5 separate regions of the Homo sapiens genome follow, and regions 2, 3, 4 and 5 are each linked to region 1. A link is a loop called in an ENCODE intact Hi-C map of the cell type or tissue named here. Cell type or tissue: PC-3. All regions are shown on one strand. Region 1 has its middle 5.5 kb from the start of C1GALT1. Region 2 overlaps LOC105375138 (a long non-coding RNA gene). Region 3 has its middle 49 kb from the start of MIR3683. Region 4 overlaps LOC107986763 (a long non-coding RNA gene). Region 5 has its middle 55 kb from the start of MIR3683.

The links. Hi-C counts contacts between places; a loop is a spot of excess contacts. Peaks named below come from ENCODE experiments on the same cell type or tissue, not always from the same donor. Only the 100,000 strongest peaks of a DNase experiment are listed, where the experiment ranks them.
Region 2: it touches region 1 in a loop (7-fold over the local background); 2 of 110 quality-filtered maps call a loop at or near these places.
Region 3: it touches region 1 in a loop (4-fold over the local background); 40 of 110 quality-filtered maps call a loop at or near these places.
Region 4: a loop joins it to region 1, with 9 times the contacts of the local background. A loop is called at or near these places in 7 of 110 quality-filtered maps.
Region 5: it touches region 1 in a loop (8-fold over the local background); 5 of 110 quality-filtered maps call a loop at or near these places.

The regions. Positions count from the first base shown.
Region 1 is chr7:7,174,528-7,179,527 of GRCh38, forward strand. It overlaps a transcript of C1GALT1 not described here. Among named protein-coding and RNA genes, the nearest start is that of C1GALT1, 5.5 kb to the right of the region's middle. In PC-3, no CTCF peak of the experiment used is centred here; DNase peaks (open chromatin) are centred at 2,064, 2,764, 3,774 and 4,574; H3K4me3 peaks cover 1,446 bases; H3K27ac peaks cover 3,022 bases.
Region 2 is chr7:7,015,424-7,020,423 of GRCh38, forward strand. The region is part of intron 1 of LOC105375138 (a long non-coding RNA gene); the gene reads left to right. Among named protein-coding and RNA genes, the nearest start is that of MIR3683, 49 kb to the right of the region's middle. In PC-3, no CTCF peak of the experiment used is centred here; DNase peaks (open chromatin) are centred at 2,568 and 3,048; H3K4me3 peaks cover 1,403 bases; H3K27ac peaks cover 3,276 bases.
Region 3 is chr7:7,113,115-7,118,114 of GRCh38, forward strand. No RefSeq gene overlaps it. Among named protein-coding and RNA genes, the nearest start is that of MIR3683, 49 kb to the left of the region's middle. In PC-3, no CTCF peak of the experiment used is centred here; no DNase peak of the experiment used is centred here; H3K27ac peaks cover 834 bases.
Region 4 is chr7:6,963,192-6,968,191 of GRCh38, forward strand. All of the region lies in intron 2 of LOC107986763 (a long non-coding RNA gene), which reads right to left. Among named protein-coding and RNA genes, the nearest start is that of MIR3683, 100 kb to the right of the region's middle. RefSeq lists an enhancer at 1-44. In PC-3, a CTCF peak has its summit at 2,038 (motif pointing right); a DNase peak (open chromatin) is centred at 2,013.
Region 5 is chr7:7,120,001-7,125,000 of GRCh38, forward strand. No RefSeq gene overlaps it. Among named protein-coding and RNA genes, the nearest start is that of MIR3683, 55 kb to the left of the region's middle. In PC-3, no CTCF peak of the experiment used is centred here; no DNase peak of the experiment used is centred here; H3K27ac peaks cover 836 bases.

The sequences.
Region 1 (5,000 bases):
GCTCAGGAATTCAAGACCAGCCCGGGCAACATAGTGAGAACTCATCTCTAGTTAAAAAAGAAAAAAAAAAAGTAGCTATACCATTTGCATTCCAACAACAAATGAAAATTTCTTCATTCTTTTTCCTTTCTGCTCCTCAGCCTCAGTAATTTCAGTGGTCTTATCTTCAAGTTCACTGACTCTTCTGCTTGCTCAGTTCTGTTGCTGAAGCCACTTAGATTTTTTTATTTTTATTTTTCAGCTTCAGAATTTCTGTTTGGTTCCTTTTCATAACTACTATCTCTTTGTTGATATTCTCATCTTGTTCATACATCATTTTCCTGGCTTCCTTTAGTTCACTGTCAATGTTTTCATTTCCATGTTTAGCATTTTGAGCATATTTAAGACAATTGTTTTAAAGTTTTTGTTTAGTAATTCCAATGTCTGGACTTCCTCAGGGACAGTTTCTATCCATTTATTTTGTTCCTTTGAATGAGCCATACTTTCTTGTTTCTTTGTATGCTTTGTGATTTTTGTGTGTGAGCTTGAAAAGTGGACATTTGGCTCCTATGATGTGGTAACTAGAAATTAGATTTTCTTCACTTTCCTAGGGGGGTTTGCTGTTTTCTGGTTCTTGAAGGCTGTAGCAGTCAGTTTATTTGATGCCTGTCTCAAACTATTATTTCAAAGACTGTATTCCTTGTCAATATGGTCATGGAAGACTCTGTCCCTTAGCCTGTGTTCAGCTAGTGTTTTGGCAGATTTCCTCGAATGCCAGAAGCTCTCACAGTCTTTGCAAAGTGGCTCTAAGCCAGGGCTCTACTTCAATTCTTAGTTAGCCTTGCACTGTGCTAAGGGATCAGCCCAAAATGAAAGCTTAGGGTTTTCTCAGGTGTTTTCTAAGCAAGTGTTTTGCCCTGGGCATGTGCATGGCTTTCTAAATTCCCACGTATATATGGTTGCTTTTGAATATTTTAATTTCCCAAAGAAACTCTCTCCAGATTTTGCCTTAGGCAGTCTATTGCATGTTTCAACTGTAATCTCTGCCTCCAGGTGTCTAGGGTTATTACTTCAGTTTGCTGTGTTTTCCAGCTTTTTCTGCCCTAGGTTCTGAGTTAGCAAAACAGAGGAGAGGATCTTGCATCAATCCTTCAGGTAGCCCCTTGTATTAGTCTGCTTGGGCTACTGTAACAAAATACCACAAACTGAATAGCTTAAACAACATAAATTTATTTTTCACACTTTTGGAGGCTAGCAAGTCCAAGATCCACATTCTGGCTGACTTGGTTTCTGCTGAGGGCTTTTTTTTTTCTGGTTTATAGATGATAGGCTTCTCTCTGTGTCCTTACATAATGGGGAGAGAGAACTCTTCCTCTTCTTGGAAGGGCACCAGGTCTATTGGATAAAAGGCCCTACCTTTATCCCCTCATTTTACCTTTATTACCTCTGTAAAACCCCAAAAGGATAGGGTTGGGGGGCTTTCCAAACACATAGAGGTTCCCAGAGGTTTGTATGCCTGGAGACAGCATGGAAGCTACATGCCATTTCTTCCATACCTTACATTATACATCTCTTCTATCTGGCTATTCATCTGTATCCATTATAATAAGTGAGTAAACATAGGTAAAGTATTTGCCCAAGTTCTGTGAGCCATTTCAGCAAAATGGGAATTTGTGGAAAAAGGTCGAGGAAGGAGATGCTTCTCTATGGAGGATGAATAGAAACAAGAAAAGGTATCTACTATAGGTCCACCTTTAGATTTAGAAATACAACTTGAAATAAGAAAAAAAAAATGCCACATTATGCAGCTACACAATTTGTAAGTCAATTAGTTCTTTTCAATAACAGATGCAACATATACATTTATAAATAATTTACTCCTTTGGGATTTCAAACTAAAGAAACTTCAACTATTTCACTTACAACAAATGTTTCTGCTTCTGTTTCTCATCAATTGAGAAAACAATTAAGGAACACTCCTGATTCTTATTCCAGGGAACTAGAGGAACAAAGAGTAACCCCAGGGATTCTAGCCTCGTAAGCTGAGAATATTTTTCTAGATGACACAAGTTCCTCAGTGCACACGTGACAGTCTCTGCTTTCAAGCTAATATGCTGTGAGTCACACTGAGTCCTCTTCCCTCGAGGTTAAATGTATTTCCTAGACTTTTTTTCTTTATTTCTTCCTCTGCTCTATTCTCCATCTTAACCCTATTCCTCTGTCAGTCAATTCAGAAAACAACACCAGCCATTCCAATTGTCTCAAAATCTTGGTAAATTTTGTAAAGATGTAGCTACAAGGAATAAAAACTGTTTAGAAAATGTTCTCTTAGGTTATACAGGGTGGCATTGTCAGGTATTTTCAATAGGAGACGAGAAGCTCTGTCTAAAAGCACAATGTTGCCAGAAGGATTTCCCTGATCTTTGTTTCCTGGTGTCCATTTTTCACTTACTCCCTAATTTAACATAGGAAATGAGGTGCAAGAAGCTCTGTCCCTTTCTTCCCCCTAGAGTTCTTCTTTTTCTTACTCAGGGATCATCCACAACAACAAACAGTCTGATATCTAATTAGGCCAGTAGTTTCAACTGATTTGGGCTCACAGCTGAATAGCTGAAAGCAAGAAAAAACCATACAATTAAATTAGGGACCTTGTATTTAAGGCCATTCATCCACTACATAATCAGGACTTGAGTCTCACACTAAGGCTCTGTCTTACTCATTCTAACATATTTACCTCTCAGGTTAGTCATGCCACAAAAATGTGCATTGTTAATAATTGCCTCATCTCTACCTTTGATGTTCCAGTATATAAAGCCTTCCCCTGTGTGCCCTAAGTTCTGCCCTCTGAAAGAGAAAGACATGTTTTCTGCCATTTATTTTCTTGCTATTGGGTGCAATTTTGCTCTAGGATGAACTCATAAACTCAAATAACCGGTTATATATATGTTTGTTATTAAGTTTGTTTAAGTACCTCTGTCACAACAAAGAGGAGCAGATATACTCAGCCACAGTTACAAATTAATTCATGAAAAAGAAAAAGGAGCCAGTGATAATTATGCATTCTTTTAAAAGAGTAATAAATTTTCAACAGGCTCATAAAATGAGACCTGACATATAAGCTACCATTCTGCCATACTCTTAAATCCAAACTGCTTGCTATGAATGATGCTACTATTTTATACAGTACACAGTAAAATCAGTAAATAAGTTGTCACTTCCTGAAAGGTCTCCATGGTATTCATGTAAAATACTTAATGCTTAATTGCTTAAACATCAGGTAGACCTCATCAGCCTAATTTAATTAAAAGAATGCTAATGCTTTATATGTAAAGCATATTTACATATAATCTCATTGACTGCCTTTTGGGGTACATTGGGATAATTTTCCCCAGTTAGTGGATAGGGAAATTGAGATTCAGAAGGGTTAGGTGACTTACTACAGGTCATCCAGCTAATCAGTGATAAAACTGGGGGCACTGAAAGATAAGTACCTGGATTGGGCTTACCAAAGTGGTGGCTACAAAAAGGCTGGAGCTGTGTTTAAAAGTTTACAGGAGAGCCATCCATTTTTAGTTGACTTTTTTAGGAAATGATCCAGTTTGAAAAGGAGCAAGAATGCAGGAATTCTGCAACAGAGGGCTTTGAGAGAATTTAGATCTGTAGATTCTGATCTTTGGATAGATTACATCAAAGCAGAATTGAACCGCCCCCTTGGTAGACCTGAGAAATGTAGACAGACCTGTTGGCGAGCCATGAAAATGTTGCAGAGAGAGTCATCAGAGGCATCTGTAGCTAAACATGCTATGCATCAGACTGGTCATTTGTGAAGAGAAATAATACAGCCAACTTTGTGAAATAGTATTGCAAGCCCTCTGGGCAAATTTGTATTATGAGTCAATCTGTAATTTGCTTGGAGATGGCAGACAAGATGGCTGTCTGGTTTCAAGACATGGTTTAATTTTGTGTTAACTCATTAATTTTTAAAAAATTAAAAAAAATTGATTGAGGAAAAACAACTGGGGGCAGAATTCAAGTTTCAAGGATTCCGTTGTTCTATTCACCATGTTACTTCCACAACTGGCAAAGTTTAGCTCTCAGTAAGATTCACACTACATCTCTCTATAAGAGATCAAAAAACCCTTAGATAATACAGGTGTCAGGGAGCAAAGATAATCCTAACATTGTATGCTACCTACTAAAGTGAAAAAGATATACTTCATTCAATTATTTATTCATTCAAACAACAAATAATTGAACACCTGCATGTGTGCCAGGCATTGTGCTAGGCTCTATTATATCCAGCTGTATGAGTTACCTATTGTTGTATAACAAACTATCCCAAAACTTAGTGGCTTAAAACAACAATCATTTAAACATTTAGTATCTCACTGTTTCTGTGGCCTAGGAATTCAGGAGCACCTTAGCTGAATGGTTCTGTCTCAGGGTCTCTTTCTAGGTTACAGTCAAGATGTTGACCATGATGCATGCAATCATTTGAAGGCCTGAAGGGTTGGAGGATCTGCTTCCAAGCTCACTCACATGGCTCTTGTCAGAAGGCCTCAATACCTCACCGGTTGTTGGCTAGAAGCCTTAATTACTCACCATGTGAGCCTCCTTATAAGTTGCCTGAGTGACCTTATGACTCTGACATAACAGCTACCTGGCCCCAACAAGTAATCCTAGAGAAAGAATAAAAAGTCTGGCATGTTTTATAGTCTCCCCTCAGAAGTCACATTACATCATTTCCACTACATTCTATTCATGAGAACAAGTCATTTAATACAGTCCAAACTCAAGGTGAGGGGAATGAAGTTTGACCCTTTGAAGGAAGAAGTATCAAATAATTTGTGAACATATTTTAATACTACCATATGAGTTAATAAAATTTAATACACGAAATTTAACTTAATTATTATAAACTGGTGTTAATATATTTGTAAAATGTAGGTATTTAAAGGGAAACTAAGTCTATTAAAGAAGACAATGTTTTAATGTTGTTGCTAGCTTGTTTGCATTTTCTG
Region 2 (5,000 bases), 160 kb before region 1:
CTAGGTCAAGGTAAAGCATAGTCATCCATGCCTTGTAAAATCTCCCTTAGAGATTCAGATGAGTCAGAGTTGAGAACCATTGATTCACGATTTAAAATATCTCAAAATTGGGCAAAGGATATGAATAGAGTAGAAATTGCACTTAAAAAAAGAAAAAGACTGTTGTTATCTGGCTAAGATGGTTGGATTCTGGGGGCATTCTTTTCTCTATCATTTCTATTATTTGAATTATGATAAAGTTTGGGTTTTCTTGTTGTTATTTTGGGGGATTTTTGAGACAGGGTCTCACTCCTGTTTCCCAGGCTGGAGTAGCTGGGAATACAGTCACATACCACCAAGCTTGGCTTTTCTTTTTTTCTTTTAATTTTTAGTAGAGATGGGGTTTCGCCATGTTGCCCAGGCTGGGCTTATTAATCCAGGGCAGATTACTCATGGGCTTAAGAAATCCACCTGCCTTGGCCTCCCAAAGTGCTGGGATTATAGGCATGGGCCACCATGCCCAGTCTACGATAACGTTTGAGCAATGCATTTAACTATGTACTTTTCTGTGGGTTTTTATTCATTTTGTTTTTAGGAAGAAGTGTCTGTTTAGTGGTAGGGGCAAGCTTGGGAGCTATGAGGGGGGAAAACAAAACATGGTCCCTATAGCACCCTCTGGATTCTCCTTATCCAGGAGAGGATGAGAGGAGCTAGGGTAGCATAGCAAGACCTCATCTCTACATTGAACCTCTTCCATTCGAAAGGGTCCCAACACCAAAAGCAATTTCAATAAAAGCAAGATTTGATACATGGGACCTAATTAAAGAGCTCTGCACAGCAAAAGAAACTATCAACAGAGTAAACAGACAATCTACAGAATGGGAGAAAATATTGGCAAACTAGGCATCCCACAAAGGTCTAATATCCAGAATGTATAATGAGCTCAAACAAATCAATGAGCAAAAAACAGCCCCATTAAGAAATAGGCAAATAACATGAACAGATAACTTTTCAAAAGAAGACCTTCATGTGGCCAATAAGCATATGAACAAATGCTCAACATCACTAATCATTAGGGAAATGCAAATCAAAACTACAATGAGATACCATCTCACACCAGTCACAATGGCTATTACTGTTAGTATTATTATTATTATTATTTAGACAAAGTCTCACTCTGTCACCCAGGATGGAGTGCAGTGGTGCTATCTTGGCTCACTGCAACCTCCACCTCCCGGGTTCAAGTAGTTCTCATCCCTTAGCCTCCTAAATAGCTGGGACTACAGGTGTGCGCCACCACACCTGGCTAATTTTTGTATTTTTAGTAGAGACGGGGTTTTGCCATGTTGGCCAGGCTGGTCTCCAACTACTGACCTCAAGTGACCTGCCTACCTCAGCCTCCCAAGGTGCTGGGATAACAGACTTGTGCCCTGATGCCCAGCCACAATGGCTATTAGTAAAAAGCCAAAAAACAACAGATGCTGATGCGGCTACACAGAAAACGGAACGCTTATACATTGTTGGTGGGAAGGTAAATTAGTTCAGCCACTGTGGAAAGCAGTTTGGTGATTTCTCAAAGAACTTATATCAGAATTGCCACCTGACCCAGCAATCTCATTATTGGGTATATAACCAAAGGAATATAAATCATTCCACCATAAAGACATATGCACACCTATGTTCATTGCAGCACTATTTGCAATAGCAAAGACATGGAATCCACCTAAATGTCCATCAGTGATAGACTGTATAAAGATAATGTGGTACATGTTTACAGTGGAATACTATGCAGCCACAAAAATAATGAGCTATGTCCTTTGTAGCAACATGGATCAACATGGATGCAGCTGGAGGCCATTATCCTAAGCAAACTAACAGACAGGAACAGAAAACCAAATACCCCACGTTCTCATTTATAAGTGGAAGTTAAATGTTGAGTACATATAGATACAAAGAGGGGAACTATAGACATCGGGGCCTACTTGAGGATGGAGGGTGAGAGGAAGTTGAGAATTGAAAAACTACCTATCAGGTACTATGCTCATTACCCGGGTGATGAAATAATTTGTACACCAACCACCCCTCCATTGCAACATGCAATTTACCTATTTAACAAACCTGCACATGTGCCCCTGAACCTAAAATAAAAGTTTAGAAAATAAAATAAAGTAGTTGTGAAACTCTTTAAAAGAAAAAAAGGGTCCCCAAGCACAGCTCAGCATCCCTTTGTTTCCTGATGGGAGGTGGGCAGTGGGGATATGAACTTTCCGGGGTGACTGAGGCTCTTCAGTGAAGCAGGGTGCTATGAGATCTGGAGGAGAGAGGCTATATAGGAACAGCCAGGGTGCAGCAGACAACACTCCAATGCTCGGTTGTCTTCAGCTTTCCCTCTGACCTCCTCCCCTCACACCTCCTGCCACCCACCCCACCTCCCCCACAACCCATCTTCCCCGCCACCTCCAAGTCCACTTGTAACTGGCATATGAATGTAGACTGGGCAGTACCTCATTTCTGAAAGGGCTTGCTGCTTCCAGGAAGATTTCACCTAAGGCAAAATCTTACTAGATTTGCAAGCAAAGAGCAAACAACCCCATTAAAAATTGGGCAAAGAACATGAACAGTCACTTCAAAAACAGACATTGGTGCAGCCAACAAGCTTGTAAAAAAATGTTCAACATTACTAACCATTAGAGATACGAAAATCAAAACCACAATGAGATATCATCTCATACCAGTCAAAAGAAAACATGCGGGGAGAAAGGGAATCAGGTGGCAGAAATAAAGGGAAGTATTAAACCTACATCTATGAGCCAGAGAGAAAAAAAAAGACTGAATTTTAATAAAAAAAAAAATGTTCTTACTAGGTTCTTCATTTCACAGGGTAGGAGAAAGAACCTCATCTCTGACTATTTGGAGTTTTCCCAGTTTGCTATTATCCAAGAGAAGATGCTTTTGGATTTTTTTGTATTTCTTTTAGGGATGTAATCACTACTTGTTATTATCCTCCTCTACATTTCATTTCTCCCTCCTCCTTTTGATTGTAAACTCTGACTTTTCAGATCAACTCAAACACTCCCTGGCTGAGTTGTTACCACATAAATACCTGTTGAATTACTAAGTGATTAGTTGAAGTGGAAAATGTAAGAATCGTAGAGTGTTCTGCTTTTACTATAAAAGATTTGATGAAGCTTTTCTTGTGGTTCCTAGGAAAATACATTCTTTTTTTTTGAAGCTTCCACCTCTCTCACAGCTGATGTCCCAGCTTATAAGATTGGAAACTGAGTTGAGATATGAGTCTCCAACTAGGCCGTGAGGTCCTACTGGCCCCTTCAAGCCATGTTAACAATGCCAGGTTAGGAGACTAGAATATTGAGGTCTAGTCCCAGATGCATATAGTAGTATATTACTATACTGTATATTAAGGCTTCACCTGAATGCCTCTTTTGGAAGTTAATAAGAGACCACAGGGAATTTTTAATTACTTTAATTGAGCTTTTTAGAATGTGGAATTTATTCCATTCCAGTTTCAAAAAGACTCTAGTGTCAGTATCCCAATCTTCCCCCACACCAATTACCTATTTCCACTCTGTAACTGATACATTACCAAAGTTTATTATGCAGAATTAACATGACCTAGCTGCAAGGTCCACAGCCAGAAAACAGACATGTCGAAGAGTATTAGTTAAAATGAGAGCTTTTACATAACAATAATCAAATCGGTATGTAGTTATGAATGAGTATCTTTTTTAATGTCAAAAAATTGAGCAGACTCATAAGACAATCGTTGTGCATTAAGTTACCCATTGAGAAAAAATAATTGATTACTTTTTTCCTTTTTTTTGAGACAGGGTCTTGCTCTGTCACCCAGGGTGGAGTGCGGTGGCATGATCTCAGCTCACTGCAGCCTTGACATCCCAGGCTCAGGCGATCCTCCCACCTCAGCTTCCCCAGTAGCTGGGACTACAGGCCTGTGCCACCACGCCCAGCTAATTTTTTGTATTTTTTGTAGAGACAGGGTTTTGTCATATTGCCCAGGCTGGTCTTGAACTCCTGGGCTCAAGCAATCTTCCTGCCTCAGTCTTTCAAAGTGCTGGGATTCCAGATGTGAGCCACCAAACCAGGTGAATAACTCATTTTTAATTTAATGAATTTATTTAAAATTTAGTAAAGATTTTGAAACTTGTTTTCTTCAGCATAAGAAGTATCTACATATATCTTAAAATGTAATTATTCACATATGTTCATGATGTGTCTGACAGGCAAGGAAGGCACGGCCATTTATGTCTCTATAAATCCTCTAAGAACACAAGAAATCCTCTAAGAACACAAATGACTCTGGAGGTGACAAGGCCCATTGGAGATTTTTAGGTGGAGTGGAATGATGACATTGATTTTTTGAAAAGCTAACCTTGACAGCTGTAGGGAGAACCAACTGCAGTTGGGAACTCAGCAGCCCAGAGGTCAATTAGGAAGCAGAGGGGAATGCCGGCTGCGCTGGGATGCAGAGACGCCTCTGTGGTGACTTGGAGACCAACGGAAATTACAATGAGGGAGAGAGAAAATCCAAAGTGTTCTTAAGGGGTGGATTAAAGGAGAAAGCATGATAAGAAATAAGAAATATCAGAGAAGGAGGTGTTGAAATAGGGACAATTGAAGGGTAGAAAAGGGGTTGAAAGGAGGGACAAGTAATATGAATTTAGTTTAATACCTACTAAGGCAGAAGTACCTGAGCTACATCCAGTGGGTAGTTGGATGTCAGTCTAAAACCAAGGAGATCTGAGTTAGAGGTTTAGAAGATAATGAAATATAGTCGTTATAACAACAGCTTCAAAGTCAAATAGACAATGGGTTCAATCAAAGTTCTGCCACGGGATTAGACAAAATTTGGGGTCTTACTGAGCATACACTTCTTCATTTTAGAATGAAGATGGTAATTCTCAGAAGAGTATTTGGTATGAATTGGGTGAGACAAGGCAGGTACAAAAGTTAGCAAAGTGCCTGGCACAAGTACTATGCTAACT
Region 3 (5,000 bases), 61 kb before region 1:
GATTAAAGGCAGGACCCACCTCACCCTCAGATCTCACCCAGTAAGAAATCACATTTGCATTAGGCCCTCAAAGGTGGGCAAGTCTTCCTAGGTAGAGACAGGGAATGAGCATTCTAGAAAAAAAGGAATGGCAGAATGGCACAAAAGCAAAAGCACAGAGGTTTGAAAAAGTAAGGAGCATTTGGAAAATGACTAAATTAGCCAAAGAATAAGATTGGTAGAAGAAAGTAGGAAAAAAGTTTCAAAACTTATCTAAAGAATTTGTTCCTTATTCATTGGGCAACAAGGAGCTAGTGAAGTGTTATGTTCTATTTTGTTTGAAGTGGAAAACAACATGATCAGATCTATACTCTGAGAAGATCAATATACAGGAGATAGTGGAGGAAGAAGAGCCTAGAGGTTGGGTAGGGTAGCATACAAGGAGAACATAGGACCCTTTGTGATCCGCCCCAAACTGTCACTGAATACTCCCATTTTTCTAAGAGATAGTTTAATTATTTTTTCTGTCTCTTCTCTTTTTCCTTTTTCCAACTTCCTACTTAGCTCTTTAGAAATGCAATTATAGCCTTTACCACCTCTTCAGCAGATATTCCTCACAGGGCAAATTCATCTAACTGTGTGCTTAGAAGCTCCAGAATGGAACTCTTACCCACCAGGAGGTTGCCCCGAGAGATAACAGTCAATTTACAATCCAAAGTATGCCCGCTAGAGTTTTTGGCCACCATTACAACTCATTTCTGCCCATGAAGACACCAGCTTGACAGCCTGATAGATAAGGCACCAAGCTAGCACAAAACCCCTCACCTGCTTGTGTCCTCCTTTGCCTTTTAAAAGTGCCCACTTTCTGCTCCAAAGGTGAAGCAGTATACTTAAGGACGGAAGCCTGTACTTCTTCCCCTAAGCTAGTTTTGGAATAAAAAGGCACTTTCTTTATACCAGACCTTGTTCTTATTAATTGGACTCTGCAAGCGGCGAATGATTGAACCTGCACTTCGGTTGCATGACTACCAACCCATCTCTTCAGCCTCATCCCTCACCCAACCCCACCCAGCTGCAAGCCAGTCATCCAATCACTTGCCGTTCCTTGAACAAACCAAGCCCTGCTGGCTTTGCACAAGGGCTCATCCCTGCAGAAGACCCTTCCTCTGCTCCTTCATTACGCTTAAGCTGGAAGAGAGACAACTTCCTTCCCTCCAGCACGCCAGAGAGCTTTTCCATAACATGAAGCAAAGCCTGCAGGTGCAAAACTTGTCTTTAGGATTCTTAGGACCAAAGAGTGAATATATAAACCACATAAGGAAACACAAGCTACAGTTAGCTTTTTTCCTTAAATTGTGTGAAAACTGTGAAGGAAAACAAATCTGCTACTAATTTTTAACATATTAATTCACAAACAATAAAATTGCATATTGTAGTTACTCCTGAGCCTCTCATCACTTTGAGTAGTCTAACCAGGATCTCTGTAACCACAGAAACATGTAGCTGTTTCTATAATTAAAAAACACCAGAGGTCACCTCAAAAGACAACCCCAGACCCAATTTTATTTTGGTGCACAACATGCTATGCCTCCCCCTTTCCACACTAACAATCAGAAAGATTCTCCTTGGTTATTGCCAAGAAATTAGAAATGAGATATTGCATCATTTGAGTTATTTTTACAGACTCAAGTTGTTCAGTGCATGAAGAAAATGTATAAGAACAGAAGAGAATTATCTCGATGTTTTCTAAGATTCAAAAGGAAACAGGAAAACTCAGGTAATCCACAATCTTTCAGGCCATCTACACAATACACACCATTAAGCATTGTTAAGTGCAGTCTTCTACAAAAGCAAATATTAGCCCAAGTAACACACATGCACGGCAGTGGCAAAGGAGAAGAACAAATATTTGTAGTGAGGTTTCAATGCCAGAACCAGCCCAGAGAAAGAGGAAGAATGGAAGCCAGCTAATGCCTTTTGCCCTGCCGGGAATGCCTGTTTTTCCTAGGTCCTCCATCCAGCTTATTACTAGTCGTCTTTCAGAATACATCTGTCGTAGGTCATCTCTTATGAGAAACCACACTGGACCCTGCCTAGTTTGAGGAGGGCTCTGCTGGAGTACCAGGGCACTCCATGTGTTACACTAAGCACAGCCGTTGCTACTGTGAAGTGACTGAAGATTTCCTGGTTAGCTCCCATTCTGACTTGGAGTATCTTCAGGATAGGCACTGTATCTTGTTCCTCCCTCAGTCTCCCATGCCTAGCAAGTTCTTCCCACATTAGGGCCCAGCAAATTTGAATGTCTGCCTCAGGTTCCTTTTAAAGCTTTTGGCCTCTTAAGCTGGTCCTGCAAGATCTTAAAAGAATATAGCGTGATCTGCTCATTAAGTACTACAGTCAGGACTTGAAGGCATCTTCTATCTCTGAAGTCCATGGTTCCCCGCCATAATAATATCACTATTTTCTTTACACTGTTTTAAAAGACAATGACACAATCTAGATTGCAAATAATAAAATATAGGATTACTTTCAAAAACTTAGAAAATACAGATAAACAGAAAGAAAAAAATCACTCAGAATCCCATCTCTAACTACAATCACTATTAACATCACAGTACACACCCTTCAAGATCTTTCCTCACATTAAGTCATTACATATAGACATGTCCAGGTTGGGACCGGGCTTATGTGCAGGAATTGTTCTTTACAGGGTCAGTGCCATGACTGCAGTATTGCTCAAAAGAGACTATTCCTTGTTCCAGCTAAAAAATTTCAAAAATTTGTGGGTTTTTTCTTTGTTTTACCCCTCACCAATTGCTTTAAACAGGACATGACTTTTCATTTTGTACCATGTATTCCGTACCTTTCTTATATCCTAAAGTTTTTCAAGCTCTCGATGATAAACCAGGCCAATCCACCTCAGTCTTCACCCAAACAGCTCCCATCTGGAGTCCTCAATCCTCCTGCTCCAATGTAGGCTATTGCTCTTCCTGCTGCTGCCAGCAAATGTCCTGAGGCCTCAACGCCCTGCTCTCCTGGGTTGGAGCGACTGCTCCAGCGTCCCCTACCTTTCTCTTTCTTAAATTATTCTGTCATTGCTGAAATCCATCCTCAAGGAACATTTTTTAAAAGGGTATATTGGAGATAAAATTTCTAATACTTAAATATTTGAAATGCCTTTTTCCTCCTATTGATTGTTTGGTTGGCCAAACAATAGCATAGCATAGCAACCTGTATTTTAAATTACTATATAAATTACTATTTAAAACAATAGCATCGCAACCTGTATTTTAAATTATTTTTCCCAGAACTTTGAAAGCGTTGCTCCATATTTTTCTTAGCATTTCATGATGCTGATAAGAAGTGTGATGCTGGTAATTAAGTCTTCTGTTCCCCTCTCTCTCATCTCAGGTTTTAGAGTGAGTTGGGTTTATGTGTGTAATTGCTAGATAAAAGGGAATGTGTATATTTCACTGTAGTGGGCCGAATAATGCGCCTCCTCCTCACACCCCTCAAAGATGTCCATGTCCTAATTCCCAGCACCTGTGAGTTTGCTATCTTACACAGCAAAAGAGATTTGACCGGCATAATTAAGGTTACCGACCTTGAGATGGCGAGATTAGTTTGGATTGCCTGAGTGCACTCAATTTAATCACACAAATCCTTGAAAGTAGACAACTTTCCTGTCTGGATCAAACTTGAAACAGAAGGAGGAGATTTGAATCGTGAGAGGGACTGGAGCTGTCACTGCCGGCTTTGAAGAGAAAAGACTATAACCATGAGCCAAAAGTACAGGCAGTTTCTAAATGATAGAATTGCCCTCAGCTGATAGTCAGCAGGACCACAGGCAATTTGGATTTACATATTATCTGCAAGCAACTGAATTCTGCTAGCAACCAGAATAAGCTGGAAACGGATTCTAGAGCCTAGAAACCCTAGATCCTAGGACTAGATCATAGAGTTTCCAGAAAAGAACACAGTCCTGATGACCCTTTGATTTTAATCCAGTGAGACTCGTACCAGACTTCTCACCTACAGATCTTAAATTAATAAATTTGTGTGTGTCTTTAAATATGTGTTGTTTGAAGCCACCATGTTCGTGGTAATTTGTTACAGCAGCAATAGAAAACCACTTTTTAAAATAAATGCTGCCAAAATTTCATCCCCCAAAGCTAAATTTATTTATACTTATACCAACAGGTGATGAGAAAACTCTTCCTCAAAACCTTCACTGACAAGGGATATTTTCAATATCTTGATTTTTCCAAGCTGATCCTGAGAAATATTTCACTTTTGTTTTCATTTGCAGGCCAGGCCTCTAATTTTTTTAACAAGGTTGAGCATCCTTTATATATTTGTTTAACACATTCTGTTTTATTTGGAATTACACCATTTTGTAAAAGTCCTATCCTGGCTAACAAGGTGAAACCCCGTCTCTACTAAAAATACAAAAAATTAGCCGGGCGCGGTGGCGGGCGCCTGTAGTCCCAGCTACTGGGGAGGCTGAGGCAGGAGAATGCCGTGAACCCGGGAAGCGGAGCTTGCAGTGAGCCGAGATTGCGCCACTGCAGTCCGCAGTCCGGCCTGGGCGACAGAGGGAGACTCCGTCTCAAAAAAAAAAAAAAAAAGTCCTTAGATTTCTAAAATTTCAAACTATTAATAGTTATACTATGACTATGCATATAAAAATATGTCCTGTTTGGTATTTGTTAAACACTTTTAATTTAATGATTTATATCTCCCACACTGGAAATTATTTTGCATAGTAAACACTGTGGCAGAATCTGCTAGCTGCCTAGCTGAATATCAACACTCCCCTCCTTAATAAGCACATCTTGATCTTTTTAACATCATATTGCTGCCCAGAATAAAGGACTACATTTCCCAACTTTCCTTGCAGCTAGGTTTGGCCAGTGAGATATAAACGGAATTAATGAAAAGCTTCTTAAAGTTAGCTCCCACAGCTTAGAAGGGCCTTTCCCCACGTCACCCTGACTTCGCTTCTTTTTCTCGTCTGGATT
Region 4 (5,000 bases), 210 kb before region 1:
TAGTAGGAGAGGCTTTAAGGTGGTAATTAGATCTTTTCTCCACCTGCAAGAATCTTAGTTTCTTCATGTTAAATCAATTAAGTGTGGCAATGTCATGGGTGTTATAAAACAAAACAAAATCCTTACATCAAGAATGCACCCTGGCGTGTTATGGATGTGGGTGAAATGAAATGTCTGGAATTTGCTTTAAAATATCCTAAAATAGCAAGAAGGAAAAGAAAAGTGGGAACTGGAATGAGATTGGCGAAATGTTGACAAGTTCTTGCAGTGGGATGATGGGTGCATGGGGGTTCATCGTGCAATTCTCTCCCTGCTTTTTGTGCGTATGGGAAATTTCCATAATGAAAAGTTAGAGGTCGGGCACGGTGGCTCATGCCTGTAATCTCAGCATTTTGGGAGGCTGAGGTGGGTAGATTGCTTGAACCTAGGAGTTCAAGACCATCCTGGACAACATGGTGAAACCCCATCTCTACTAAAAATGCAAAAATTAGGCATGGTGACAACATGCCTGTAGTCATGTTGAGGTAAGAGTTTGAGATATGAGAATCACTTGAACCCAGGAGGCGGAGGTTGCAGTGAGTGGAGATCGCAGCATTTCACTCCAGCCTGGGTGACAGAGTGAGACTTGGTCTCAAAAAAATTTTCAATTTTCTTTTTTTTTTGAGATAGGGTCTTGCTTTTTTGCCCAGGCTGGAGTGTAGTGGGGTGATCTTGGCTCACTGCAAGCTCCACCTCCCGAGTTCACTCCATTCTTCTGCCTCAGCCTCCAGAGTAGCTGGGACTATAGGCACCCAGCACCATATCCGGCTAATTGTTTGTATTTTTAGTAGAGATGGGGTTTCACCGTGTTAGCCAGGATGGTCTCAATCTCCTGACCTCGTGATCTGCCCACCTTGGCCTCCCAAAGTGCTAGGATTACGGGCATGAGCAATCGTGCCCGGCCTTAATTTTGTTTAATTTTTTTCTTTTTTGAGACAAGATCTGTAGCCCAGGCTGGAGTGCAGTGGTGCAATCCCGGCTCACTGCAGCCTCTACCTCCTGGGTTCAAGCGATCCTCCCACCTCAGCCTCCCGAGTAGCTGAGACCACAGGCGTGTATCATCACACCTGGCTAATTTTTTTCCCTTTTTCTAGAGGCAAGGTCTTGCTATTTTGCCCAGGCTGGTCTTGAACTCCTGAGTTCAAGCAATTTTCCCGTCTCAGCCTGGGAGTAATCCCAAAGTGCTGGGATTACAGGTGTGATTCACTCTATCCAGCCTCAACTGTTTTTCATGACTCCACTTTTTCTCCCCTCTTGGAAATGAGTAGTCTTTGAGGGAATGTCATTTTGTCTCAATCTCTGGTTTCTTTGCTCAGTGCAGCTGTGTTTGGGGCTTTGTTGATCTCCAGGCCTTTTTCAGCAGCGTTGTCCCTGGAGAGCAGGATGGGAGCTGATGGCTTCTCAGCATCTTTTAACCTCAGTTTAAAGATGACTATCAACAACATCTAGTCAGCATCTGTTGCTCTCGGCAGCTGGGACTTCATTTCCTTTCTCTTTCTCCACCTCTCTAACCTCTTTAAGACTCTGGCTTTGTCAGGGGTACAGCATCACCTGTGTGGCCCTTAGGCTCTCTTACTTACATGTGATCTGCGTATTATGTCTTTACTTCAGGGCTTCTCAGCCAGGGGGTGATTTTGCCCCCCAGAGAACATGTGGCCATGTCTGGAGACAATTTTGGTGGTTGCGGCTGGAGGAGGTGGTGCTACTGGCAGCTAATGGGTAGAGGCCAGGGATGCTACTAAACATCCTACAATGCCCCGGACAACTCCCACTAAGACAAAAGAATGATCCAGCCCCAAATGTCAATAGTGCTGAAAGTGAGAGACCCTGATTCCATCTTAGAGATCATCCAAGCACACTTGGCCAAATTGTTTTTGCTACTGTCCCATGAAGAAAAGGCAGACTCATGACTGATGGCAACATCGATGGGAGTTTTGCTTACCTCTTCTTTGTGGACTTTGGGATACGATGACTTACCGTTTGTGCAAGTTGTGCATTACATACCTCCAGGGGGCGCCACCCACATATTTATGAAAATGCCACCCCAGGAATTGCACAGTACATAGTCTACGTGGCAATAAGCAGTTGCTCTGGTTTTGGGGTTGCCCTGGGGTGCTCTGGAACTGGGAGGAATTTTATCTCTGGCCATTAGAGGCCCTGAGCGTGACATTGAGTATCCTTTCAAGAAAGGAGAAATGTTGAACAGAGAGGACCTCATTTTTATAACTCTTGACCATCATCTAGTTACGGAGCGTCCACTTTTCTCCCCTGGGCCATATCCATTTGACGGATGAAAAATCATCAAATTATAATATCATGGCTTATACTTTTGATAGATTCTGCCCGGAACATGGCGGTAAGAGCTTCTCATTTTCAATTGATTCATTGGGGGAGAGAATATACACAGCTGTCCTAAGACTTTCAATGACACACCATTTGCTTGATGGGATTTCTTTAGTTTCTGTAGCATAACTTATTCTAACTGGTCCTCAATCACTTTGCAATAAAACCTGAGATTGTGAAGATGTTCATTGTCATTACCAGTGATGGAGCAGTAAGTACAGAGTTCTGGAGAGAGAAGGAATTGAGAGAGTTAAACTAGCAGAATGAGCCGCTCACCCTCAGAATTGCTTTTAATCTTGGTGAGAACTGAGGGGAATTTTGACAGGGTTCAGGGAGACTGCGGGGAGTGGGGCTGGGAGGTGGCTGTTTGCACGTGTGGTCAGCAAATCCAGTGAGGGGTTCATGTACTGTGGGCAGCCCCGCAGATGGAGTTGGGATTGCCCTGGACTGAGTACTGTGTCATCAGTACTCAAGACATCGAGGCCCAGGCTGGTGCAGGAGATACATTGCACTGTGTCAGCCTTTCTTCTATCGCTGCTCTCCAATGACAGTCCCCGATTTTCCACTGAGGAGTCACTAGTCCCCCATGGCATGTGTGCCACTGGCTATTCCCCACCCTGATCTGGAGCTGGGGCATGTGGTCCCAGCCTGGATGCCAGTGTCCTTCCACCACCCTGGCCACAGTGATTGGGTCTGAGAAGCAGATTAGCCAAAGGAGAGACAATCTTGGAAATTTCATGTTCATGCTTAAGAAAGTAAAATGGAAAGCGGGGGGAGGGTGAGGGGTCATTCTGATGATATAGTTTTAGGACCTGGATGTAGCCACACCTGTAGCTGTCAACTCTGTGCTATAGTACTGCTTTTTTTTTTTTCCTTCCAATTTAAATACTTTCTAAAGGCAAGATCTTGCTATGTTGCTTAGGCTGGTTTTGAAAATTCCCTTTCGTGGGGATGCTTTCTCTGCTTCACTTCCTTTCTATGACAGCTCAGGGAATCAGAAGACAAGGGAGATGCCTTTTTTTTTTTTTTTTTTTTTTTGAGACAGGGCTTGCTCTATTGCCCAGGCTGGAGTGCAGGGTTGCAATCACAGCTCGCCACAGCCTTGATCTTCTGGACTCAAGCGACCCTCCTGCTTCAGCCTCCTGAGTAGCTGGGACTGTAGGTGGCTACCACCAAGCCCAGCTAATTAATTTTTTTTTTTTAGAAATGAGGTCTCACTATGTCACCCAGACTGGCCTCAAACTCCTGGGCTCAAGTGATCGTCCTACCTTAGCTTCCCAAACTTACAGGTGTGAGCCCCCACACCAGTCAACGCTGTGGTCTTATGCACCTGGTGTCCCCTACGCCCTGAGCAATGATCCTCCTGCTTCAACCTCCCAAAGTGCTGGGATAACAGATGTGAAGCAGCATGTGTGGTCCACATAGTATTCTTACGGGTTAAATTGAGTCCTCCTCAAAACATGTTGAAATCCTAAATTCCAGCAGCTCAGAATGTGACCTTATTTAGAAATAGAGTTATTGCGGACCGGGCGTGGTGGCTCATGCCTGTAATCCCAACACTTTGGGAGGTCGAGGCGGGTGGATCACCTGAGTTCAGGAGTTTGAGACCAGCCTGACCAACATGGAGAAACCCCATCTCTACGAAAAATTCAAAATTAGCTGGGTGTGGTGGCCCATACCTGTAATCCCAACTACTCGGGAGGCTGAGGCAGGAGAATCGCTTGAACCCAGGAGGCGGAGGTTGCATTGAGCTGAGACCGCGCTATTGCACTCCAGCCTGGGCAACAAGAGTGAAAGTCCCTCTCAAAAAAAAGAAAGAAAGAAAGAAATAAGGTTATTGCAGATGCTGTTGATTAGGATGAAGTCATCCTGGAGTAGGGAGGGCCTAAGTCAATGACTGGTGTCCTTATAAAAGAGGAGAGGACACACCGAGTCACAGAGACACAGGGAAGAAGGCCATGGATTGGACAGAAGATTGGACTGATGCGTATGCAAACCAAGGAACACTGAAGACTGCCAGGAAACCACAGAAAGCTAGGAAGAGGCAAGGCAGGAATCCCTGACAAGTACAGGAGGGAACGTGGCCCTGCTGGCACTTCCATTTCAGACTGCTGGCCACCAGAGCCACAAGACAATCAATTTCTCTGGTTTCAAGTCACCCAGCTTTTGGTACTTGGTTGTGGCAGCCCTAGGGAATGAATATAAGTACTTTCTTTCTTTTTTCTTTTTTTGAGACGGAGTCTCGATCTGTTGCCCAGGCTGGAGTGCAGTGGCGGGATCTCCGCTCACTGCAATCTCTGCCTCCTGGGTTCACGCCATTCTCGTGCCTCAGCCTCCCAAGTAGCTTGGACTACAGGCACCCGCCACCATGCCCAGCTAATTTTTTGTATTTTTAATAGAGAAGAGATTTCACCCTGTTAGCCAGGATGGTCTCCATCTCCTGACCTCGTGATCCGCCTGCCTCAGCCTCCCAAAGTGCTGGGATTACAGGCATGAGCCACCACACCCGGCCGAATATAAGTACGTTTAAATTAACTCTCCTCTTCTCTCCATCTTCTTCTAAATCATCATTTTTGCCTAAGCAACAGCTAGGGTCTAATACAGATGTGACGACTCAC
Region 5 (5,000 bases), 55 kb before region 1:
CACTCTATCTACTACAGCCTTTCTGGGTGTCTGCCAGGACAGTCAGCTTCATGGTGCTCCCTTGGCTATGGCTGTCTCTACTCAGCTTCATCAATTTTAAGAAAACTTCCAGAAATGTATTGCAATCTCTTGTCTACCAATTATTCCCTCATTCTTTTTATTGTGCTGTTTTTGTTTTTTTTCTTTATATACTTTATTTTTATTATTTATATAATTTTATTTTTGTTTTTATTCTTTATATATTTTATTTTTGTTCTTATTCTTTATATAATTTTATTCCTAAGCATGTGTTTCATCAGCCATCTTGAATCAGAATTCTTTAGATAATTTAATGTTAATTTTTATCTGTAACTGGTTATTCATTATTTATGAACGCATACTTTTTTTTCTTTTTTGGTGTATCTGATAATCCTTCAGCTTTTCAACATTCCATATTGTCATAATATGGTATCACTACGGATCATATTGGATTCTCACCCTTGGTACTTTTTGTCATATTATTATTCATTGGGCCATTTAGTCAACATATATAATTCTTTCATGTGCATTGTCTTCTTTAGCTTCACCTCATAGATATTAAGTTTGCTAAGCCCAACGTCAAGTACATTATTTATTCCTTTCTTTTACCTAAAGTAAATATATACCCAGAAGAATAAGCAGTCCAACACATTACGTGCTACCTCTTCTTCCCCGAGCCATGGATGATTAGGTCAGGTATCTGCTCCAAATGGGCAGCCAATCTGTTGGTTTATCAGAGACCTCTGATTGGTATGGCTTGACTAGAACAGATGATCTGCATTAATCAGATTCCCTCCATCATTATTTTAAACTATAAAATACAGAGATTGTTACGAGTCAGGGTTGGACACTGGAGTGGCAAAGTCAGCTTAGTGGTGGAGGAAGCCATTTGCAAGCTGATGAGTAAGCAAATGAAATTGATTTTTAGAGAGATGAAAGTGGTATAGTTGTGGAAAAAGAAGCTGAGATTAAGTGAGAGACAATTAATATTGGTTCTAAACAGCTTTCTACTTTGTATGAGGCCCAGTTTCACACAGTTCTGTGATATATCTGTAACACTGAAATTAATCATCTTTTCTAAGCTAGTTTGAGTGAGTTTCTAATTCTTTCCAACCAATAAAAAAACCTTTCAACTTTTAATTTTATGATTTTAATTTCCTGTTTTTGTTTTTCAAAAGGGAAAGAATTCTTTATTAACAAAACTGTGCATAAAAATTAACATCTATACTAATTATTCCACAGTTTTTGGTTTTTTTTTTTTTTGAGACAGTCTTGCTCTCTCACCGAGGCTGGAGTGCAGTGGCACAATCTTGGCTCACTGCAACCTCCACTTCCCGGATTCAAGTGCTTTTCCTGCCTCAGCCTCCCTGAGTAGCTGGGATTACAGGTGCATGCCACCACACCCAGCTAACTTTTGTATTTTTAGGAGAGACAAGGTTTCACCATGTTGGCCAGGCTGGTCTCAAACTCCTGACCTCAGGTGATCCACCCACCTCTTTCTCCCAAAGTGCTAGGATTACAGGTGTGAGCCACCACACCTGGCCCATTCCACAAATTAAAGTGTCAAAGAATTAGAATTTTTTACAAATCCTCTGATAGAATATGGAGTCTTCTTCACTAATCCTTGACTGTTTTTACTGAGTTTAATCCCATCACTAAAGTAAAAGTTTATTTTGGGGAAATTTGTTTCAAGAATCAAGGATCAGGCACAATTTTCCATTGCAAGCTCGCCTGTCAGAGTTGCTACAAAAAATGGATTAGGGAAATGCCATGCGTCCTCCGTTTCCTTCATTTATCCTTCTTCTTCTTTCTCCAGAAGCAACAGGAGAAAGACCCAATGCCTTCAATGTGTTTCTGTAGTTGCTATTGTGAAATTATGACCTTTATATGCATTTTGGCCTTTGAAGCTAGAATTTCTTCTTGTTTTTACATCAGATCAATCAGATATATTATAGGTTTTTAAAAGAATATATAGAATTATAAAAATATCCAACCAGGATAAAATTATTTAAACACACTTAAACAAATCTTAATTTTGAAAGAGGGTTACACAATAATTTTACAAAAGTCCTCCAAAGTGAGTTCCCAAATGTAGGGACCATGTCTTTTAATTCCTTTGTATGTTCCCTCCAAAATGAAAAAACAAAAAAAGATTCAGAGTTATGCAACTTTCAGCTGTCCAATAAATGTGGTTGAATCGAATCACTTCAATTACCAGAAGAAAATTATATTAAACTTCCGTGCCAAGTTTCAATTTGAAAATACTTTTAAAGCAATGTTTGGAAATGACATTAAAATTTTTGAGTTGCAAAAGTCGGCAATTAAGAAAAGTGCTCCAAAATAAGCACGTCTCATCTCCTGTGAATAAGCAGTTTACTTTGGCAATGGCAGCAGCTTGTCTTGGGTGGATTCATAATATCCCACTCCATAGCTGTTAACTTCCAAACCAGTGAGAGATTTATTTTTTATTCAACTATCTAACTGATTGCTAAAGCTAAAACAAATGTGTTTTCATAACAACAATTTTTTCCACTTTAAAATAGTTTATGTTCATAAAAGAAATTTTTGAAAAGTATGACAAAGTTGGAAAAAGAAATTATCTAGAGTTTTATTCTCCAGCTAGATCCACTTTTAATATATTCTTTTTATTATTTCCTTATTGCAGTCCAAAAAATACACGAATTGCTTTTTTCATAAGATAATCTAATCTGCATGAAATGTTGAGTAACTGATTATCTAAATTACAATGTACCACTTGTTCGTGGATTCTCCCAGACTTACTTCTGTGTTCTAGATTACAGTTGCCCTGCTGAGGGAAACGCTTTGGCCTCAACCACAGGATGTTCAAGTATATATATGTTGAGGAAAGAGAGGGAAGCATCCAAAAACAGTGCTTCTCAAATTTTTCTGCACTTAGTAATCATCTGGCAATCTTGTTAAAATGCAGAGTTGGCATTTTAACCTAGAGTGTAGGATAATTGATGGAAATTTTTGCCTTAATACATCTATCTACCATTAAGCAATTACCCCAACTCTAACCCATTTCTGGGAATACATAAGAGTATTTTTCATACCTGGAAAGTTTCCCATAGTCTGAGGGTGGAGTAGGATTTATTTATTGCAATGCAAGTGAAAGTGTTGAGCAACTATGGTGAGTCCCTCTGCACAGGAAACCTTCCAAGGTTCGCAAAATACTTGTTCATTTCTTCTCCCTTGGTAGTAATACATATCATCTCTGGGCACGTAGCTTCCTAGAATAAAGTTGGCATTTCCCAGCTTCCTTTGAAGCTGGATGTGGCCATGTTACCAAGTTGCTGCCAATGGGATCTAAGCAGAAGCATGTGTACAAGCCATGTTTTAGGATGGCAATTATATTTAATTAAGATATTTTGTTTGTCCAATTCAGGTTAAGTTACAACCCAAGAGCAGTCAGCTAAAATTTCAGTTGAAAGTTTGCACTCCAGAGGTGGCATTAATGTTCTAATTAAAAAGCCTATATCATAGAAGTGATTGTTTCTGTCATTCATATCTGGGTCTTTGCTAACATTCTCAGTGAATTTCAGAAATGGGCTTTTAAGGGTGAATAAAATTAACAATCTACTAATGAATGCTAGATAGGAATTGTCATTGGCTAAATTAATGATATTTAAGGTATAAGGTTAGTGAAAATATTTTAGAGACACTCTCCACCTTTGCAGGAGTAGAATAAAAGAATCCAGTGTGACCTGTGGCCTATGGTTTGTACCTTTAGGAAAAATGCCCGTGGCTTAATCTCTAAATGATCCTGGGTTCGGTATTTGGTTTTAAGGGCTTTTTAGCTCCCTGATGCTGACTACACAGATAAGAGATTCCTGCTTCTGGAACGTTGTCATAACTGCCTTGGTTCAATTTTTCATGTCAGGTGAGATTAGAGATTGGAGGAAGGAGAGCCAAGGCTACCTTCAACTGAAAGAAAAGACTAAACTATTCTTATGCTTTCTTATAATTAAATGTTTTGTTATAAATGATTGCTTTTGTGGCAGAATTTGTTCTGTGACTTGCTTTCCATACAGCCTGATAGCAAGGTTGAAGAAGCAGCTGATACTTTCATCTCAAATCTAGTATATTCTGCCAAAGACACCCTAAGAGTTGTATGGGACCAAATGGGCTTGTGTCAGTCCACAGTACAGAACAATGGGGTAGAAAAAGATAGGTCTCCTAAAATGCTCTGGACTGCTCTCCTCCAGACAGGTTGTTGTGTCCATGTTGTGTCCAAATTGAAAAATAAATTTCCAATGTGTGCCAACCTTTATCATCCTATGTTTTCTGTTATTCATAGCAGAACCTATCTGATAGTCCTGTTGGCCCCAGTCACCATCACAGGGAAAACTTCCCATGGAAAACTTTCATGATTTAACCTCCCCCTTCCTCAAGCTTGTCTTGTCCTCCTCTTTAGTTTAGGGTTCTCTCTTGCCCCTCCCTCCCTCTACTTTTCAGATACTCTACATTCCCCTTCAATGTTTCCAATCAGAAATATCTACTCTCCCAGGGAAGGATCTTCTGTAACATTGCTGCCTTGGTGGGGACTTAATCACTTACCATTACTATTTCAAAGAAAAGAGTTTTGTTGTTGTTGTTGTTGTTGTTGTTATTGTTGTTGTTCGTCTTTTTGAGATGGAGTCTAGCTTCGTCACCCAGGCTGGAGTGCAGTGGCGCCATCTCAGCTCACTGCAACCTCCGCCTCCCGGGTTCAAGCGATTTTTCTGCCTCAGCCACCTGAGTAGCTGGGATTACAGATGCCCGCCACCACACAGGCTAATTTTTGTATTTTTATTAGAGACAGTGTTTCACCATGTTGGTCAGGCGGTCTCAAACTCCTGACCTCAAGTGATCCACCTGCCTCAGCCTCCCAAAGTGCTGGGATTACAGACATGAGCCACCACGCCTGGCCATCAAAGAAAAAAGTTTCTAATCCTAATTATTTTTCCAATGACAGATATATC